2 separate regions of the Homo sapiens genome follow, and region 1 is linked to region 2. Evidence: chromatin loops called from intact Hi-C (ENCODE). Cell type or tissue: dorsolateral prefrontal cortex. All regions are shown on one strand. Links, peaks and the distances in the headings refer to the core of each region. The heading gives the core; the rest is flanking DNA. Region 1 overlaps GNAI1 (G protein subunit alpha i1). Region 2 has its middle 160 kb from the start of GNAI1.

Region 1 (11,324 bases), core at 4,257-9,256, 110 kb before region 2:
CCACCATGCCCTGTTAACTTTTTGTATTTTTAGTAGAGACGGGGTTTCACCGTGTTAGCCAGGATGGTCTTGATCTCCTCACCTTGTGATCCACCCGCCTCAGCCTCCCAAAGTGCTGGGATTACAGGCATGAGCCACCGCGCCCGGCCAGCGTATCTTTTTAGAGCGTGGTTTTCCTAATATCTTAAGCCCAGTGTTAAGACCTTACTGCACATATATAAAGATTCTTTTCAATATATTTCTGCTCTTTCACAATGCACCGCATTATCCAAGAGCACTGATGGAGAGGTACAAGGAATTTGTTGTTGTTGCTGTTTTTAGAGACAAGATCTTGCTCTGTTACCAGGATGGAGTGCTGTGGCATGGTCATAGTTTACTGCAGCCTTTGACTCCTGAGCTCAGGTGATTCTCCCTCCATAGCCTCCCATGTAGCTAGGACTACAAAATGCCTGGCCAGTGTTTTTTATTCTTATTTTTTGTAGAGTTGGGGGTCTTGTAATGTTGTCCAGATTGGTCTTGTACTCATGGCCTGAAGCTATTCTCCTGACTTGGCCTCCCAAGGGGATTATAGGTTTGAGCCACTGTGCCCAGCCTAATGTTGTTTTTACGCCTTCTAACACAGTATTTGTTCTGCAGCTTATGATCAGGAAGTAATTTCAACTTTCATGTGTTATTATGTGAGAAACACATTTTGTGAGGCTATAGCTGCCATTAGATAGTGATTCCTTTAATAGATCTGAGTAAAGTAAATTGAAAACCTTCTGAAAAGGATTAATCATTCTAGATGCCATGAAAAACATTTGTGATTCATGGGAAGAGACCAGAATATTAACATTAACAGGCATTTGAAAGAATGCCTGGGTTGATTCTAACCCTCATGAATGACTTTGAGGGGTTTGGGACTTCAGTAGAGGAAGAAGCTGCAGATGTGGTGGAAATAACAAGAGAACTAGAATTAGAAGTGGAGCCTGAAGATGTGAATGCAATATCATGATAAAACTTTAAGGAAAGAGGAATTGCTTCTTGTAGATGAACAAAGAAAATGGTTTCTTGAGATGGAGTCTTTTCCTGGTGAAGATGCTGTGAACATTGTTGAAATGACAACAAAGGATTTAGAATCTTAAATAAACTTAGTTGATAAAGCAGTGGCAGGGTTTTAGAGGATTGGATCCAATTTTGAAAGAAGTTCTGCTGCGGGTAAAGTGTTACTCAAAGAGCATCACATGCTGCAGAAAAATCTTTCTTGAAAGGTAGAGTCAGTCAGTGCAGCAGACTTCATTATTGTATTTTAAGAAATTGCCACAGCCACCCTCAACTTTCACCAACACTACCCTGATCAGTTGGCAGCCATCACCATGGAGGCAGGACCCTTCTCCAGCAGAAGATGATGACTCGCTGAAGGGTCAGATGATTGTTAACATTTTTTAGTAATAAAGTATTTTTTATTAAGGTATGTACATTTTTTAGACATCATGCTATTGCATAGTTAATATAGACTATGGTAGAGTGTGAACATAATTGTTATATGCACTGGGAAACCAAAAAATTGATATGAATTGATTTATTGCAATATTCTCTTTACTGCAGTGGTTTTGAATAGAACCCGTAATATCTCTGAGGTATACCTGTACAAAAATAAGAAAACTTCATAGAAATCGTTTCAGATTCTACACTGTAATCAAACTTTAAGAAGTTACCACTTCTCAAATTACGATGTAGAATAAGACTATCCATAATTATACTTAAATGTTATTGAATGATCCACCCTTTTCTAACTAAAGTATGTGAAAATGGATTTTCTTCTTATATTTCAACAAAAGTGTAATGTATTACAGTATATTAAATGCAGGAATAGATATGAGAATCCAGCTGCCTTTTATTGTGCTATTTGTAGAAATGCAAAACAGTGCTACTTGTCTTACTATTTTGGGGAGGGAAGGGAAAATATAATTATTCCATTAAAATAGTGTATTCCTTTTTAATAACTAGTTAGCAACTTAATGACTGTGTTATGATAACTAATCAAGAAAAAAGGAGGTGACCTTTTTCTTCTTTTTCTTCTTAGTGGCTCTCCATCTTTAGCATGCATCAGAATCACTTGGAGGAATTGTTAAAACACAGATTACTGGACGCCTCACCTCCAGAGTTTCTTTCTGATTCAGTAAACGCTGGATGGGGCCTGAGATGTCCATTTCTAACCAAATCCTCAGGTCATGCAGATACTGCCATCATAGCTTCAGAACCACTGTTCTACGTATTTCTTTGGCTTATTAGGCAAACTTGTTTTACCTGCCATTTGGGAAGGAAAAATACTAGAATTTTAAAAAGACATGTAGTTCAGGTATAAAGATGCTGGAAGTGTAGTATCCTTAGTTGCCAGAAATTTGGGAATTAATTAAAAATTAAGCAGAACAGTTTGTCAGAAATTATTCAGTGTCTGAGACTTTCCCCTACGTACAAGCTAACAATTTACCATATCACCATTTCATAAATACTGTGAAAAGACCTGAAATTCCTGGGTTAGAGACAAAAAGTTACTTTAATACAGCAGTTATGCCAGAGAATCAGCACTGGTGGTGATTTACCCAGTCCATAAGGGCAGCCTGAACAGTGCCAGGTGATAGGTGCACAAGAAGTGGGTTATGTTATAGTAGAGGAACCCTGACCTTAGGGATCACAATTTTTTAAAAATAAGTCAGTGTCTGACCTCTGTCCCAGAGGATATATTACCTTTATTATACTGGACAGTAAACCTATTTTTTGCCGTAGAAGGAGACATTATCTGTATCTTCTTGTCTCTGCAAATATCCTTGAAAAGATAGGAATAGGTAGTCTGTGACTCCGCTCACAAATGTGAGAGAGGCCCATGAAGAATTGCAGCTTGGCATAGGAAATGTTGAAAAAGTTTGTATATGTTAATTATTTGCCAGTCCTTAATAGAAAACAGCTTAGCAAAAACATGAGCGCAATTAGACTTGAGCTTTAGACAAAGCAGTATATGATTTCCTGATGAAGAAAAACATCCTCTTCCTGTGTGGTTCTAAATTATTTTCATAAATGTGTATGTATAATTGTCATAGGAAGTAAAATTTCTTACCCTTATAGGTCTTACATGAACTATAAAACAGAACATTCTTATAAAGTGTGTGTGTGTGTGTGTGTGTGTGTGTATATAAAGTGTAAATGTGAAGTTAGTATAAGAAGTAATGGTATGTTAGCCACAATAAATTGCACTTGCGATATGATTCTTTTGATTTGGCATACCTCTTCTGCAAAGGGCTGTATAATGTCAAATTTTCCCACATCTTTTTCTACCTAAAATTCTGTAGCTTTCTTTTGTGCAGCATGCAGTGTTTATTTGGCCTTCACTTGGTACAGATGCCTCATTAACCTCCTTTGTTTTTCCCTCATTAGCTCAAGATAATTAAAGTATTACTACTTGGCACAGGGGTAGTCAAGACTCTTTGGGTCAGTGTGACAGAAAGCAACCTCATACCTGGCTCTCATAGCTGGGAAATCAAGGTGGATTTGTCTGCAGTTACGACTAGAGTGATATATTTCCTGCTTGGCCCAGGTCAGTCCAGTTGAGCTTGTGTCCACTTTAACTCTCAAAAGTCCCTACTTTGAAGATAAATTATATGTTCTCCTGACTGGGCTTCATGTAAAGGTTCAAACAGTACTGTCAGGCCTCTCATGTCCTGGTCTTCATTCAGTGATGCTCTCCTAGGTTTTGGCCCATCCTTTAAGGGCATCCTCCATTATGTGATCATTGAAAATGGCTTTTGTGGGCCAGATTTCACATACCTTTTCAGTGCTGTAATCTTTCTTGATAGCTTTCATATAAAAGGGAAGGGAAAGACCAGCTCATTCCTTTGTGGGAGGAAAAAAAAATCACTGTATCTTAAGTGATTGTTTTGTAAGTTTTTATATATATATATTACATGTATATATCTTATATTGTAAAATTTTTGTTTGCTGGTTTATCTATAAGCATAAGGAATTTTATTCCCAATGACACCACTCTCATGGGCCACTTGGAAACACATGACACTTCTTCTTTGACCAGTTGGGTGACTGACAGTCAAACCAGATAGAGTGGTAGATGGAAAGGTCCCTCCAGCACAACATTTAACATTTGCTTAAGTATCTTAGGGACTTATAAACACAAACTCAAATATAGACCTTGAAACTGTATGACACCCTTCAAACATATGGTGTGATTAGAGTGACTTAGAGTTTATCACTATACAAATAAAAACACTGTATTAAAATGTTTTGCAGAAAACGTACACCTGAAAATATGCCTGTGGCCTCTGGTCCTCCACCCTTCCTCATCGAGTGGGTGTGTAGATTCAAATTTTAGAAACATTTTGTCTGTCAGTTCAGTTAGCCGAATGGTCTATTTGACGGGCATCTCAGAAAAGAGCTTCCAGTGCTGCACACAATTCTTTCTTTTGTCCTGCCTTTCTAGGGTAGCTTTGTGTGTGCATTCATTCATTTTTTTAAAACCACATAAATGTATTCTTTCATGCTTCTGCAGCTAAATGTTCAAAATCAAAGTGACAGTGGGGTTGCCTCCTTTGATACATAAAAATTATATATATTTACAGTATACAAGCTGATGTTTTACTATATGGGTACGTAAATAATTAAGTCAGGCTAATTAACGTATCCATCATCTTGCATACATACCATTTTTTGTGGTGAAAACATTTAAGATCTACTCTGTTAGTAGTTTTCAAGTATACAATATGTTGTTATTAACTGTTGTCACCATGATGTACAGTGGATCTCTACAACTTATTCATCGTAACTAAAACTTGGTACCCTTTGACCCACATCTCCCTCCCTCCCCTTCAGTTTCCCCAGCTAATCCTCCTGGTAATCACAGTTCTATGCTGTTTCTATGAGTCTGACTTTTTTTAGATTCTACATGTACTATACAAGTTAGATTATGTGGTATTTGCCCAGGTTTATCCATACTATCACGAATGACAGGATTTCCTTTTTAAGGCTGAATAATATTTCATTGTGTATATATACACAACATTTTCTTCATTCATCTCTTGACAGATAATTTAGATTGATTGCATAAGTTGGCTATTGTGAATAATGCTGCAGTGAACATATCTCATCAATATACTGATTTCATTTCCTTTGTGTGCATACATTCTTGCTCATTGTAATAGTATGATACCTATCTCAGAAGTGAATGGCTCAGGGGATAGTTTTATATGGAGTTAAGATTGGGGAAAGTGGGTCATTTTGAAGCTGTGGATTTTGGATTTGAACGTTTACAGTCATTATTAAATTCTTCTTATATTCCAGAATGTCAGATATCTCCCATGTATGTGTAAATATTTATTTAAATATAAGTTCAGAGCTTCTTAGAACTAAATGGAAAAGATTTTAGATAATTACCTTTGTTGGGGAATGATAATTAAAAACAAAATCTCCCAACCCAGGAATCCTCTTTACAAAAATAGCACAGAAAGAAAATATTTTCATTATTAAATAAGCATTAAACCAGATTGTGATGTACATCTAAGAGATTGAAAAGACAAAAGACCCTCACCCCTTTATACATTACAGCCTATTCAACCCATTACATGCATGTTCACGTGACAAACAGTAAGTCCTCAAGTAAGAAGACTTCAAAGCACCTTTGTCACACATAGCTTACCCTACCTTTACTGTGGTAATTGGGATGACCATCATGTTAGCTAATTGGCCTCATTCATAGGAGAAAAAGAAACTTCTATCTTTAGGACAGAAGTTAGTTTTACATCTTGGAGCAAGGTGCCCATGAAGTCAAGTTCCTACCCTGCCACAGAAACTGGGAGGCAGGATGCTATCTCCCTTGATATTTACATTTCAAAGAGATGGCTCCCAGGTCCTTGAGAAAGACATTCCTGAGTCATAAAGCTGGCAGAAGGCCTATTTTGTTTTCAAAAGAATATATTATATACATTTCAAAGAAAGAGAAACGTATTTCCAATTATAATTTTTCTAAAGTAAATGCTCTAAGAAAAAGGGAGGGAAATGTTTTTCATTTCAACAGGGAGAATTGAACGTTTTATTTTTAATTTATATTTGCCCTTGCACCCCTACTTTATCTACTTCTGTCTTAAATATAAGGACCTTGATCTTATTAATCTTACAGTAGCATTATAATAAAGAGAAAGGATTTTAAATGCATTTATAATTTAGTTTTAGTTCATTGTAGTTTAGTTTTATTCAGTGTTAACATTTTAAATCAGTAAATTCAACATAAAAATTAAGATTTCTTAAAAGGAGAGTAGAGGTATGAGGACTTCAGCATAAGATAACTTGGCTAAATCCCCATGTTGTAGCTGAACAGCCTGTGATGTTGGACACCCTCCATCCTTGAAGCCAGGAAATAAATGATATAAATGTGACCCTAAGCAAAAGTTGACCAAAGGATTTTTTTCTTTGAAAGAAAAAAAAAAAGATACTTGTTTTCTGAGGTCAGAAGTGTTTTTTTGTTTTAAACTTTACCAGCAGATAAAACTAAAATTTCCTATGCTACCCCCAACCAAATCAGAGGCAGACACTGTTTGACTATCACATTGATAGCGATAAATTACATAACTCTCTTAAAGGAATTAGAATCTAGCAAAGGGTTACCTTATATCTTGATTTGTTTTTATTTTTTCTCCCTTCCTCCCACCGTCTTGACTTGATGCATTTCCCTTTCCTGGATCCTACCGGTAGGCTGCTGTATGTTTGAGACCCCAAAATGCCTGTGAGTTCTCTCTCCGGTGTTAATGTGATGGTGCTCCTTTGTCCTCAGCACAGTCTTATTTGCTGGGCTCCATATTTGCTGTCAGAGATGCAGTTTTTCGTTAGCCACTTCCTCCTTAAAGGAGACCAGTGGGCGGAGGGGGAGGACTCCTCTGTGTGCCTGTTACCAGTAGCGAATCTGATGCATCTGCAGCAACCTCAATTCTTACCTCCTCAGAAGAAAGAATTCGGCCGAGGGGCATAAGGTAGGGAGACCGAGAAGTTTTAGAGGAGTGAAAATTTATTAAAAAGTTTTAGAGCAGGAACAGAAGGAAGGAACGCGCACCTGGAAGAGGGCCAAGCTGGTGACTCGAACGGTTATTGTGCAGTTTGGCCTTTTGACTTGAGGTTTTATACATTGGTACGTCCAGGGTCTTGTGTCCCTTCTCCCCTGATTCTTCCCTTGGGGTGGGCTGTTCACATGCGCAGTGGCCTGCTAGCGCTTGGGAGAGGAGCCTGTGCAGTGTGCTTACTGGAGTTGTGCCCATACTCACTTGAGGCATTCTTCCCTTACCAGTCTAGCATTCCTAGAGGAAGGTCATATACCAGTTAAACTCCACCATTTTGCCTCTTAATGTGCATGCTTGAGCTCACTCACCCATCTCTTCAGATCTTATTGGGAAGCTGCTGATCACCAGTTGCAGGTTTTTTTCTATCTATATGGAGACTGCCTTTCCCTTTCACTGGCTGTGACCAATTACTATTTTAGAGAAACATTTAACAACCTCCTGTCCATCACCTGATGGTCACCTGACATTCCTGGTCAGGTGGAACCCTCTCCTGCCCTGCTCATGCCTGACTAGCTACCTACTATAACATCACAACTTTGGCTTTATCGCCACTGGCCAACCATAACCATTGCACACATATTCTCAGCCCTCTGGGAGTCACATTCTTCCCTCTAAACTCTCATTCACTCCACAGTGATTAGTTGACTGATAGTTCCTGTGCCGGCCACTTAGTCACCTTGACCAGCCAGGTTTCGTGACTGCAAATGGTCACGCACTTTGATCTTTCTTGACTGACACATGTTACATATTTCTCTTTTCTTCTTGAAGTTGCTCTTGGTAGATGGGAGCACTTTTCATCCCATCCTGGATTTAAGTGAAAAGTAACAGCAACTTGGCTGAGTACTACTGGAAAAAATTTACCCCCCAACCCCATTTTTTTCTTTACAATATTGTTTCCTGCTGAAGCCATGTTCACAGGGTTAAAAAGAATTCTAGACAGAAATATAGCTATAATTAAGCATTATTCAGTCTGTGCTTTGACCCACTTCCTTGTAACTGAAAGTCACATAACACTGGATACTGACCATTTGCATCCTGGTTGTTCCTATAGATAGTATTTCTGGCCTTAGATTGGATCTCTGGTGTTAGAATCATGAGGCTTTTGTTTAAGAATTGTTTAAGTAGATCCTGAATTCCAATTTAACAGCTGAGGCCATCCAGTTTAAAGACCCTCACAGAAGAACCGAATCAGCCTAAGAATAGTTTCTTCATTTCCCTGTCCTATGGCTTTACCCTGCATTCGTTGACCGTTCAATCTGTACACTTCAACCCACTCCAAAACCCCTAAAAACGCTAGCCCCAAACTCCTCAGGCAGATAGATTTGCGGTTTCCTCTATCTCTGTTCGGTGGCCCTACTACGATTAAACTTCTTTCTCTGCTGCAGCCCAGGGTCTCAGCATATTGACTTGGCATGCACATCAGGCAACGATGTGCAGCGTTACACTCCCAGCCTCCCAGAAGTGACTGTGCTGCCTGAGATTTGTAGAGAACAACTATTTACTCTTTCCTGTATGCTATATGGAGAAAATACCAGTGTTCAGAATGTTGAAACCCTAACCACGTGGCATTTGTAATTTTCCTCTTAGGAGACTCTGTATGGAATTGAGAGTTGAAAACTAATTATGTAAATTGCTAAGCTTTGAAACGTTTTTGCAAAATTTCTGCCTGTAGATATCTATTCCACAAAGAGTATTTTGTGACTAGTAAAGAAAGTACAAATCCAGTTAATAAGACTGCCATCCGCACTCTTTTTTTTTTTTTTTTTTTTTTTTTTTGAGACGGAGTCTCACTCTGTTGCCCAGGCTGGAGTGCAGCGGCACAATCTCCGTTCACTGCAACCTCTGCCTCCCGGGTTCAAGCAGCTCTTCTGCCTCAGCCTCCCGAGTAGCTGGGTCTATAGGCACCTACCACCACGCCCAGTTAATTTTTGTATTTTTAGTAGAGACAGGATTTCACCATATTGGCCAGGCTGGTCTAGAACTCTTGTCCTCGTGATCTGCCCGCCTCAGCCTCCCAAAGTGCTGGGATTACAGGCATGAGCCACCGTGCCTGGCCCCCCACTCTTTAATGTTAAACAGATTTCAGGACTTTTTGAACCACAAGCCATTGACTGGATGTGCAATGCAAAGTAAGCTAAGCGTCCCATGTTCCCATTTATTTGAAGAGATAAAAAGTTAATTAGAATGTAGAGATAATATCTAATAGCAGGAAAATTTGTTTTTTTTTCTTAAGGTTTAAACATTCTCATTTGTACATACATAGTTCAACTGGAAAAATCTTATTCTTTACTATTTCTGATTTTCTTCCTTTCGTGGATCTCAAAACTCACGAGCTTACATCACTTGAACCTTTCTCTGGGCTTTTCAGTTGTTTCACTAACAAAATGGACCATAGTGGCTATTCATCAAAGTTCACTATATCTGTGGTATCACCATCCCTGTGTACGAATCCTGGGATCTAGAGTGTCCCATCATCACAGCATGGCAACCACTGCCTCAACTCACAGTACTCTAGAAACCCAGAGTGGTTTATTAAAGACAGCCCCACTGGAAACTGCCTAGGTTATATTGCTTGGGTGGACCCCCTGGATTAGAGAAATGTGTGAGCCAGAATGCCTGCCATTATGCTTTTCATGGAGCCAAGCACACTGTTGTTGATTAATAAATAATGGGTTGTTTATCTTGGAATTGTTTTCATTGGCAGATGCCCTGAAAGATTCAAAGGCTGTCTGTAAATGGAGAATGCCTTTATTGTTTATTCAGTGCCTGCCTGCTTTTCTATTCAGTGTGAGGGTATTTTGGGAAAATTTCTTACATATCAAACCACAAGTAAAATTTAGGGAGTTTTATCCTCAGATTTTCAAATAGGGCATTTAACTATGACCTCTTTTCAGATGCCTCTGATGATTTGGGTGTGTGTGTGTGTGTGTGTCTTTGTGTGTGTGTGTGTGTGTGTGTGTGTGTGTCTTTGTGTGTCTGGAGAGGGAAAGAGGTAAAGGGAGAGATGAGGCCCAGAAGTTGACCATCAGTTGTATCAGTCAGAAATAGCTTAAATAAATTCAAGTACATTTCTGGTTGGTTGATTTTGTGTATAGCACAAGCTAGCTTCTGAGAATTCAAATACAAACATGTGCAAAGTGAGAGGCAGCAGGAATCACATGCAGAGTGGGTAAGGAGAGGTTGACAAAGGAGGTAAGTTCGATGCTTAATAAAAAATCACCAGGGTGGCAAGACCAGAGCAAATTGCATTTTGGCAGGGGAAACAGTGTTTGAAGATGTGTGGCATGAGCAGCAGTGGGTGTTCCTGGAACTGTAAGTTGTTCAGTAATGCTGAACATGAAACTCTGTAGGAATGGCCCAGGGAAAATGGGAATATGGAGCCTAAAATGAAATGAAAATATAGTGAAAATCCTGGGCCCGGTGTCTCAAACAGTCATAAATTCCTCCAGGATATTGTAGTATTGGCCAAAGAGTATGTGAAGCCAAATGATAGACTTGTCATATCTTCCATGTCTTGTGTCCTTTGCTCAGATGTTCTCAATACCCAGCAATCAAGGGAGGGGAGCCTGACAAATAATTGATCTAATTTGGTATAAAGATAGCAGCTATTGTTAAGTGGAAAGGGTATTTAAGAAGGGCCTGATTTTGTAAACTGTCATTTCCTTAGTAGTATTTTCATGTTAGGGTAGCATAGCACTAGGAACTCAAATCTTGAGGAGAGCCTGCATGTATACAGAGTGAAGGAGAGTTCTGAGAATGGCTCCTGGCCTTATGGCTTGCATAACAATGAAGATGAAAAAACACTTTTTATTTTATTTTTGTCCAGCACAACACTGAACCCTCAGTGCTAGCAAGTCATGTTAGTTCTGTATTAGGTTTTTAATAATGGTGATCGAACACATATTCCATGAGACATAGCTGTTTGAACATCTGATATTTTAAAATAGTTTTTCATGTGGCTTCTTGGTGCCACTGCTGCCTATTTCACAAGAGCCACAGGTTAAAATTAAGATAATTGGTCAGGCAGTTAAAACATCTTCCAATGGAGAGCAGAGTCTTAAATAAAACTAATTTATACAGGTTTAATTTAACTTAGAGAAGACTGAATTTTTTAATGCTTTGGAGAATACACACAAACAACAGTAGAAGCATGTTTTTTTATTTGAGTTGATTGACTTTAAGTATATGAAATAATAGGTAGAGCAGACTTATTTCCCAGAACTTTTCTGT
Region 2 (11,324 bases), core at 2,059-7,058:
CCTTGTATCTTAAACATTCTTGTGTAGAATACCCACACACCAATAACTGCATTTTTATAAAGAACTTTAAAGCTTCTTTTATTGTTGCTCCTCTCTTTTTATGTAGGAACAACTGTGTGTGTGTGTGTGTGTGTGCGTGTGTGCATTCTTTCATTATTTAGATAGTGAGGTTGAGTAAATTACCTTGATTAATTGGACTTAATGTCTACTAGAACATTTTTTCAGTTTATTTTCTTTGGCTAGAACACAGAATAAAAAGTAGAAAACAATAACCCTTGTACTTTAAGTAGAGCTTCACTACATTAAATAGTGTATTTGATGGCAAAACCAGGCTGTAAGCTGAAATTCAACTTCAAATTCTTTGCAAACTCATGTCACCCTGTTCTGTTCTATGTTAGGCAATTGACCCAGCAGTAGCCAGATAAAAGGGCTTAGCATATGAGTAATTTAGACCACATCTGTGAAACTCATATGTATACTCTGCATGCATCATAAGCTTTTCCCAAAGTAGAAAATGAAATAAACAGAGATAATTATTGCTGCTGAAAAATTCAGTGCTCTGCAAGACAGATTTTATTTTAACTAGTGCATATTACAGTACATTTATGGAACAAAAGACAAGCTTATGTTTTTAGATTTTGTTTTCACATTCTGTGTGCCATGAATATTTTCTGACCTATGCATAGTAAATGCAATAGGGTGTTTTTCCTGCCTCCCCTTACTTTTTCTCTCTAAAAGATTAACATTAAAGGAAAGCATCGGGGTTACTTTCATTTACTTATCAAACATGTGAACATTGATTTTAGTTATTTAACCTTTGCTGAAGAAATGTAGAGGCATATATGGAGGAAAAAGAATGTCAAACCAGTGCAGAATCCTTTTTTATACAATACTGATGAGAGTGTGGATAAACTGACATTTTAATACAGTCATGGCAGAAATGTAAATTTTTCAACCTTTTTAGATACTAATTTAGCAATATCTACCAAATTTCAACATGCACATAAAATTTGGCCCAGAAAATCCACCACTAGGAATTTATCTCATGGATGAATTTACACAAGTATTAAAAGATACAAGGATATTTACTGCAGTATTGTTGGTTTTAACAAAACAATGAAAAGAAATGTTCATTTGTAGGAGAATGGTTAAGTAAACTACTTTTTGTAAAAGCCAGCTAATGAAATAGATATTTATGTGGTGACCATGATGAAAATAAAGTATGCATATGTACTCATATGTATGTGCTTGTATGTTCACAGAAACTTTCTTGAAGGGTGCATATGGAAGAGTTAGCAGTAGATATAACGGGAAAGAAAAGAATTGAAATTTTCTTGAAGGGTACATATGGAAGAGTTAGCAGTAGATATAATTGGAGAGAAAGGAATTGAATTTTTCTTGAAGGTACATATGGAAGATTTAGCAGTAAATACAATTGGAGAGAAAGGAATTGGTTAGGTGAAGCCTTTTAATTTTCTCTGTATTAATTCTTTTCATTTTTGTTTTTCCATAAGCATATACTATTTGAAGAATCATAATACAATATTTATTAAAATTGTTTTAAAACATAAGATTGATACTTTTTTGAAATGCTTAATATGGTTTGGATCTGTGTCCCCACCCAAATTTTATGTTCAGTTGTAGTTCCCAGTGTTGGAGGTGGGGCCTTGTGGGAGGTCATTGAATCATGGGGGTGGATTTCCTCTTTTGGTGCTGTTCTCATGATAGAGTTCTCATGATATCTGGTTGTTTAAAAGTGTTTGGTACTCCCCCCTTACTCTCTTCCTCCTGCTTCGGTCGTGTAAGATGCACCTTCTTTTCCTTCACTTTCTGCCATTATGGTAAGTTTCTTGAGGCATCCCCAAGCAGGTGCCAGCGTCATGCTTTCTATGCAGCCTGTAGAACTATGAGCCAATTAAATCTCTTTTCTTTATAAATTACCCAGTTTTAGGTATTTATTTATAACAGTGCAAGAATGAGCTAATACACGCTCAAAAGCAAAAGTCCTTCAGATATCAAGATTCTAGATTTTCCCAGCTTAAAATTTTATAATTACAATAAACATCATGGAATATATTTTGAACCAAGATAAAAGAATAGAAAAAGGACTCTAATACTAGCAACTTGATCATTGGGAAAAATCAAGAGTAATGGTAGTAGGAACTTGACCAGTCAGCAATAAAAATTGATTCGAGGATTATTTTTAATTATATTTATCTTATTAACTATGATACTTAGGATTAATATTAGAATTATATGAACTTTCTCTTTTCTTATTGGTAGTGAGAAAACATAAATTGCAGCCATGTTTCTTGCATGTAACAAATGTTCATTAAATATTTGTTAACAATTTAATAAGCCTATATAAAGACATTCAATCATTAAATCAAACTGTAATATCTGACCTATGATTTTATACTAGTAAAAGTTAGGGGAGAGAGGAGATGGAGCAAGATGGCTGAATAGAAGCCTCCACTGATCTCTACACAAAAATCACCCTCAAAAGGACCAAAAGTCATGACACTAATCACAGTACCTGGTTTTAACTTCATATCACTGAAAGAGGCACAGAAGAGGGTAGGAATGACAGCCTTGAATTGATAATGCCTTCCCCTGGCAGTGGCTGCATGGCATGAAGGGAGAATCTGTGCATTTCACGGGTGGAGAGAACAGTGATTGTAGGACTTTGCATTGGAACTTAGTGCTGTCCTGTCACAGTGGAAAGCAACAGGATAAGAATTCAGCTGGTGCCACAGAGGGAGCATTTAGACCAACTCTAGCCAGAGGGAAATCATCCATGCCAGCAGACAGAAATTGAGTTCCAGCAAGCCTTGCCACTGTGGGCTAAAGTGCTCTTACATCCTAAATAAACTTGAAAGGCAGTATAAGCCACAAGGACTGCAATTCCTGGGCAAGTCCTAGCATTGTGCTGGGCTTGGGGCCAGTGGACTTGGGGCAGGGGGGCACATGACCTGGAGAGACACCAGCTAGGGCAGCCAAGGAAGTGGTTGGGCCACCCTTCTGCCAACCCCAGGCAGCCCAGCTTGCAGCTCCAGCAGAGACGCCTTCCTTCCACTTAAAGGGAGGAGAAGAAAGAATGAAGAGGACTTTATATTTCAACTTGGATATCAGCTCAGCCACATAGGATAGGGCACCAGGCAGAGTCCTGGAGCTCCCGTTCCAGGCCCTAGATCCCAGTTGACCTTTCTATACACACCCTGAGCCAGAATGGAACCCACTGCCTTGAAGTGAAGGACCCAGTTCTGGCAGGATTCATCACCTGCTGATTAAGAGCCCTTGGGCCCTGAATAATCAGCAGCAGTACCCAGGCAGTACATGCCATGGGACTTGGGTAACACTCAGAAATGTGCTGGCTTCAGGTGTGACCCAGCACATTCTCAGCTTGGTGGCTACAGAGAGGGAGGAACTCCTTCTGCTTGAGGAAAGGAGAGAGAAGAGTAAGGGGATGATGTCTTGCAACTTGAGCACCAGCTTGGCTACAGTGGGGTAGAGTATCATGTGGGATCTTGAGGTCCCTAATTCCAGGCCTTGGCACTTGGACAGCATTTTTGAAACTGCTCTCGGCCAGAGAGGAGCCCACTCCCTTAAAGGGAAAGTCCCAGGCCTGGGAGCATTCACCACAAGCTGAATGAAGAGCCCTTGGTCCTTGAGTGAACATTGGCAGCCTGGCAGTACTCATTGTGGACATCAGGCAGTGGTAGCCATGGGGAGAGACTGCTCTGCTTGTGGAAAGGGGAAGGAAGAGTGGGAAGGACTTTGTCTTGTGGTTTGAGTGCCAGCTCAGCTGCAGTAGAATAGAGCACCAGATAGGTTCCTCAGGTTTCTGACTATAGGCCCTGGCTCCCAAATAGCATCTTTAGACCACCTGAGACTGTGGAAAACTCACTGCTCTGAAGGAGATGACACATAACTGGCTGAGTCTACCCCCTGCTGATTGTAGAGCCCTGTGGCCTTGAGTAAACATAGGCAGTAGCCAGGCATTGGTTACAGTGGGCCTTAGGTGAGACCCCGTTCTGTTCTGGCCTCAGGTCTGACGCAGCACATTCCCAGAGGTGGTGGTCACAGGGGTGCTTGTGTCATCCCTCCTCCAGCTCCAAGCAGCCCAGCACACACAGAGAGAAATTCTGTGTACTTTGGAGAAAGTAAGGAAAGATACAATAACAAATCTGTCTGGTTATCCAGAGAATTCTTCTGGATTTTTACACAAGACCACCAAGGTGGTACCTCTATGAGTCTGCAAGGGCCACAGCATTACTGGGCTTGGGGTGCCCCCTAATGCAGATATGGCTACAGTGACCAAAAACTTAGATCACAACACCCAAGTCCCTTCAAATACCTGGAAAGCCTTACCAAGAAGAATGGGTACAAACAAGCCCAGACTGCAAAGTCTACAATAAATACCGAACCCTTCAATTCCCAGAAAACTGATGAACATCCACAAGCATCAAGACCTTCCAGGAAAACATGACTTCACCAAATGAACTAAAAAAGGCACCAGGGACAAATCACTTTCAGACAGAAAATTCAAAATAGGAAACTCAATGAAATTAAAGATAACACACAGCAGGAATTCAGAATCCTATCAGATAAATTTAAAAAATAGATTGAAATAATTAAAAAGAATCAAATAGAAATTCTGGAGTTGAAAACTGCAATGAACATACTAAATGCATGAGAATTCTTTTAATATCAGAATTGATCAAGGAGAAGAAAGAATTAGCTGAAAAATAGCTATTTGAAAATACACAGAGGAGACAAAAAAAGAATAAAAAAAAAATGAAGCATGCCTAACAAGGTCTAGAAAATAGCCTCAAAGGGGCAAATCTAATAGTTATTGGCCTTAAAGAGGAGGTAGAGAGAAGGATGGGGTAGAAAGTTTATTCAAAGGGACAATAACAGAGGACTTCCCATACCTAGAGAAAGATAGTAATATCTGAATATAAGAAAGTTATGGAACACCAAGCAAACTTAACCTGAAGAAGACTACCTCAAGGCATTTAATAATCAAACTCCTAAAGGTCAAGAATAAAGAAAGGATTCTAAAAGCAGCAAGAGAAAAAAATATATATGTAAATATATAATGGACTTCCCATATGCCTGACAGCAGACTTCTCAGTGGGAACCTTACAGGCCAGGAGAGAGTAGTATAACATATTTAAAGAACTGAAAGAAAAGACCTTTTATCCTAGAATAGTATATCCAGTGAAAATAACCTCCAAACATGAAGGAGAAATAAAGGCATTCCCAGACAAAAAAAAAGCTGAGAGATTTCATCAACACTACACACCTGTCCTACAAGAAATGCTAAAGGGAGTTCTTCAATCTGAAAGAAGAAAATGTTAATGAGCAAGAAGAAATCATCTGAAGGTACAAAATTCACTGGTAATAATAAATACATGAATATCATAACACTGTAACTGTGGTGTGTAAACTACTCATATCTTGAGTAGAAAGATTAAAAGATAAATTGATCAAAAAGAATAACTACAACAACTTTTCAAGACATAGGCAGTAGAATAAGACATAAAGAGAAATAAAACACATAAGTAGAATTAAAAAGCAGTTAGATGACATCAAAGTGTAGAGTTTTTTGTTTTTCTCTTTTCTTCTTAGTGAGTTCGGTTTTTATGCAATTACTGTTCAGTTGTCATCAATTTAAAATAAAGGGTTATAGATATTATTTGCAAGCTTCATGGTAATTTTGAATAAAAGAAATCTTTTAACAGATACACAAAAAATAAAAAGCAAGAAATTAAAACAGACCACCAGAGAAAATCACCTTCACTAAAATGAAGACCAGAACAAAGGAAAAAAGGAAGAGAAAACCAGAAAAAAACAACCAGAAAACAAATAACAAAATGGCAGAAGTTAGTCCTTACTTATCAATAATAACATTGAATGTAAGTGGGCTAAACTCTCCAATCAAAAGACACAAAATGGTTGAATGGATAAAAAGCAAGACTCAATGATCTGTTGCCCACAAGAAACACACATTGCCTATAAAGAAACACATGGAATGAAAATAAAGGGATGAAAAAAAGATATTCCATGCCAATGGAAAGCAAAAAATAGCAGGAGTGGAAATCAGACAAAATAGATTTTAAGACAAAAACTATAAAAAAAGACAAAGAAGGTCATTAAATAAAGGTCCATTCAACAAGAATATAACAATTTTAAGTATACATGCACCCAACACTGGAGCACCCAGATATAGAAAGCAAATATTAGTGCGACAGAGAGAGATAGGCTGCAATACAAAAATTACTGGAGACTTCAACACCCTACTTTCAGCATTGAACAGATCATCCAAATAGAAAATCAACAAAGAAACATCAGACTTAATTTTCACTACAGAACAAATGGACCTAATAGATATTTACAAGAGAGATTAGCACATAATTGGGGTTTTATTCCTGATACAAATAAGAAAGGCAAATCTAGTGAAGAAATTTGGACCTCTCACTGCTTATAAGGAATTGAATCATGAGAAATTGTGCTTAATTTTGTCTTCAAAATGATGGGTTTATAATTTAAATGATTATGTTAGTTTTCAGTCATAAGTCAGGATTGAGTGAGTTTGGGATTCAGAAGCTTTTCCTGGGGCCTAACTCCTGCTGGTTAGGTTCATCTATAATGAACCAAGTGGGCTACCTCAGGAGTAGATGATGGTTAAAATGTTTTCTTTTTATGCATATTGCCTACTATATTTGTCAGTTTAAAAGATTGGTGTTGGGACACCTGGATTTGTGCCCTTCAAATTATACAAACAATCAAAAAGCCAAGATAAATAACAAACAAACTCAGTTTTTCTCACACTTCTTATTTATGTGAAGTGAAGAGATGTGGAATAATGCCCTTTTCACCTGTGGCAGGTGGGTGTTTTTCTTTGTTTGTTTGTTTTTAATTAGGATCTTGCTGTCATTCAGGCTGGAGTGTGGTTGTATTAGTCTATTTTTACACTGCTAATAAAGACATATCTGAGACTGAGCAATTTACAGAAGAAAGAGGTTTATTGGACTTACAAAATTCCACATGGCTGGGGAGGCCTCACAATCATGGTGGAAGGCAAGAGGGAGCAAGTCACATCTTACATGGTGGCAGCAGGCAAAGAGAAAGCTTATGCTGGGAAACTCGTATTTTTAAAACCATCAGATCTCATGAGACTCATTCACTATCGTGAGAACAGTGTAGGAAAGACCCACTCCCATAATTCAATCACCTCCCACCAGGTTCCTCCCACGACACATGGGAATTGTGGGAGTTACGATTCCAGATGAGATTTGGGTGGGGACACAGCCAAACTATATCATTCTGCCCCTGGCCCCTCCCAAATCTCATGTCCTCACATTTCAAAACCAGTCATGTCTTCCCAACAGTTCCCCAAAGTCTTAACTCATTTCAGCATTAACTCAAAAGTCCACAGACCAACATCTCATCTGAGACAAGGCAAGTCCATTCCACTTATGAGTCTGTAAAATTAAAAGCAAGTTAGTTACTTACTAGATACAGCAGAGTTATCGGCATTGGGTAAATACAGCCATTCCAAATGGGAGAAATTGGCAAAAACAAAGGGGCTACAGGCCCCATGCAAGTCTGAAATCCAGTGAGGTAGTCAAATCTTAAAGCATCAAAATCATCTCCTTTGACTCCATGTCTCACATCCAGGTCATGCTGATGCAAGAGGTAGGTTCCCATGGTCTTGGGCAGCTCTGCCCCTGTGGCTTTGCAGGGTACAGCATCCCTCCTGGCTGCTTTCATGGGCTGGTGTTAAGTGTCTGCAGCTTTTCCAGGTGCATGGTGCAAGCTTTAGTGGACCTACCATTCTGGGGTCTGAAGGATGGTGGCCCTCTTCTCACAGCTCTACTTGGTAGCGCCCTAGTAGGGACTGTGTCTGAGGGCCCTAACTCCACATTTTCCTTCCACACTGCCCTAGCAGAGGTTCTTCATGAGTTTGCTGCCCCAAAGCAAACTTCTGCACGGACATCTGGGCCTTTCCATACATCCTCTGAAATCTAGGCAGAGGTTCCCAAACCCCAATTCTTGACTTCTGGGCACTGGCAGACTCAACACCATGTGGAAGCTGCCAAGACTTGGGGTTTGCACCCTCTGAAGCCACAGCCCAAGCTCTACATTGGCCCCTTTCAGCCATGGCTGGAGTGGCTGGGACAAAGGGCACCAAGAACCTAGGCTGCACACAGCATGGGGACCCTGGGCCCGACCCATAAAACCACTTCTTCCTCCTAGGCCTCCAGGCTTGTGATGAGAGGGGCTGCCGTGAAGACCACTGACATGCTCTGGAGACATTTTCCCCATTGTCTTGGGGATTAACTTTTGTCTCCCCCTTACTTATGCAAATTTCTGCTTGACTTTCTCCTCAGAAAATGGGATTTTCTTTTCTATCACATTGTCAGGCTGCAAATTTTCCAAACTTTTGTGCTCTGCTTCCCTTATAAAACTAAATGCCTTTAACAGCACCCAAGGCACCTCTCACATCCAGGTCATGTCTCTCAAATGCTTTGAGAGGTCAGCATCCTCTCAAATGCTTTGCTCCTTAGAAATTTCTTCTGCCAGAAACCCTAAATCATCTCTCTCAACCTCAAAGTTCCACAAGTCTCTAGAGCAGGGGCAAAATGCTGCCAGTCTCTTTGCTAAAACATAAGAAGATTCATCTTTGCTCCAGTTCCCAACAAGTTCCTCATTTCCATCTGAGGCCACCTCAGTCTGGACTTTATTGTCCGTATTGCTATCAGCATTTTGGGCAAAGCCATTCAACAAGTCTCTAGGAAGTTCCAAACTTTCCCACACTTTTCTGTCTTCTTCTGAGCCCTCCAAACTGTTCCAATCCCTGCCTGTTACCCAGGTCCAAAGTCACTGCCACATTTTCTGGTATCTACAGCAGTGACCCACTCTACTGGTACCAATTTACTGTATGAGTCAATTTTCATGCTGCTGATAAAGACATACCTGAGACTGGGCAATTTACAAAAGAAAGAGGTTTATTGGACTTACAGTTCCACATGTCTGGGGAGGCCTCACAATCATGGTGGAAGACAAGTGGGAGCGAGTCACATCTTACATGATGGCAGCAGGCAAAGAGAGAGCTTGTTCAGGGAAACTCTCATTTTTAAAACCATCAGATCTCTTGAGACTCATTTACTATCACAAGAACAGTGCAGGAAAGACCTGTCCCCATAATTCAATCACCTGCCACTGGTTCCTGCCACAACATGTGGGAATTGTGGGAGTTATAATTCAAGATGAGATTTGGGTGGGGACACAGCCAAACTATGTCAGTGGTGACACAATCTCGACTCACTGCAACCTTTTCTTCCCGGGCCCAAGTGATCCTCCCACTGCAGCCTCTCCAGTAGCTGGAACTACAGGTGCATGTCACTATGCCTGGGAAATTTTTTGTGTGCATGTGTGCGTGTGGATTTTTGTTGCTGTTGTTGTTGTTGTTGTTGTTAGATACAGGGTTTCACCATGTTACCCAGGCTGGTCTCCAGCTCCTGGGCTCGAGCAACCCACCTGCCCTGGCCTCCTAAAATGCTGAGATTACAGGCTTGAGTCACTGTGCCCAGCCTGGTGAAAGTCTTTAATCATTTTTTCTTTCTCTTTCTATTTTCCTACATGTTTCCCCTTCCTTCCTTCCTCCCTCCCCACTCCCTCTTTCCTTCCTTCCTTCCTCCCTTCCTTCTTTCTTTCCTTCCTTCCTTCCCTCCTTCCTTCCTTCCTTTTTTCCTTTGCTTTCTCTTCTTTCCTTCCCCAGTTTTTCCTTTCATTTATTTATGTGAGGCTGCAGGACTTTGCTGAAGATACCACAGTAGTTGTTCACATTTGCCCACTGATAATCACTGATGAGTCACAGACATACCCAAATGTTCTTATAATGTGACCAAGGAGAACTGTGCAATATGTTTATAATAAAGTCTTCAACAAGTCAATTATTCTTAGTCTTTTTGAGTAATAAAGTCCATCTGAAAATATGATAAAAGTGAAGTAAAAATAAACAAGGGTACATACATCCCAAAATTTGCCCACAAGTGGTCCCCTTATGAAGAACTTTGCTCTGTCAAAGATGTAATTTTGTCATCTCTGCTCAGAATGGATAATTGTGTCTATATTAAGCCAATAAATATACTGGCATCATTTCTAAGACCTTTCTGTTGAAGCTGGTTAGTTTAGCCTCATTGTTATATGTGTCTTCTTTGGAGAACAGAAGACACTGAAGGCAATGATAAAAACTGTCAAATATTAAAGAGTTTTCTCTCAGAGAGAGTGAAGCTACTTTGAGTGGTTCCAGAGAAACTTTAGGATAATGGAATGGAACTCTCAGGGAGGAAGATATGACTCCGAAAAAGAAATAACTTTCTAAAACTTATGACTTTTAGTAAAGTGGAGAACATCCTAACATTGCAATTTTCATTAGGAAACCTGGCTCTAGTTGTATGAGACTAGTTGTACTCAATGGCCTCTTCCCACCACCCATACCATTTTTCCCTACTGAACAAGATGTTAGAATATACAGGTCCTGAGATTTCTAGTTTAATCCAGAGAAAGAACTTTATCCAGAGTGTCTGACACACCCTTTAACCTAGAAACTCTGATTAGTTTGCAGGTGTCACACAAATTTTCTGATACTAGCAGACTAACATATGCTATGATGAAGCCATAGTCAAATAGTGAGGAACGTTCCTCATGTATCAACACAATTTTCTCTTATAAATAAAATAAAAAGTAAAATAGTTATAAAATCAGCAATAAAGAATTTAAAGGCTATTTTGTAAATTATTGATGGATTTTCATATTCATAGTTCATTCTGGTTCCTTCCAATTCTGTGACCATCTAAAGGAGTGTGTGGTGAACCATTAAGCCAATCTTAGCTGTTGCTGTATGTTGAGTCATGAGATATTAAAAATGGCTTATGGACAAATCATCTCCCAGTTAGGGCAATTGTACATGACCTGATCTAAACTTTTTTAAAAAATAAATTTAATTTTCCCCAAAGTTATTGAGGTATATTTGGTGCACAAAACTGCACATAGTGTGTACAATTTGGTGAGTTCAAACATATGCATATACCAGTGTTACCTTGCCACAATCAAGGTAATCAATATATTCATCACATCCAAAAGTTTCCATGTGCCACTTTATTTTTTGTTTCTTTTTTTAAAATTTGTGATGAGAACACTTAACATGAGCTCTATCCTTGTACTACCTTTTAAAGTGCACAATACCTTATTGTTAACTACAGGCATTATGTTGTACAGCAGAATTCTGGAACTTACTCATACTGTATAAC

The links. Peaks named below come from ENCODE experiments on the same cell type or tissue, not always from the same donor. Only the 100,000 strongest peaks of a DNase experiment are listed, where the experiment ranks them.
Region 1: a loop joins it to region 2, with 4 times the contacts of the local background. A loop is called at or near these places in 4 of 110 quality-filtered maps.

Annotation. Positions count from the first base shown.
Region 1 is chr7:80,177,181-80,188,504 of GRCh38, forward strand. The region is part of intron 1 of GNAI1 (G protein subunit alpha i1); the gene reads left to right. Among named protein-coding and RNA genes, the nearest start is that of GNAI1, 48 kb to the left of the region's middle. In dorsolateral prefrontal cortex, for the core only: no CTCF peak of the experiment used is centred there; a DNase peak (open chromatin) is centred at 7,073; H3K4me3 peaks cover 1,409 bases; H3K27ac peaks cover 5,000 bases.
Region 2 is chr7:80,284,644-80,295,967 of GRCh38, forward strand. No RefSeq gene overlaps it. Among named protein-coding and RNA genes, the nearest start is that of GNAI1, 160 kb to the left of the region's middle. In dorsolateral prefrontal cortex, for the core only: CTCF peaks have their summits at 4,286 (motif pointing left) and 4,485; a DNase peak (open chromatin) is centred at 4,278.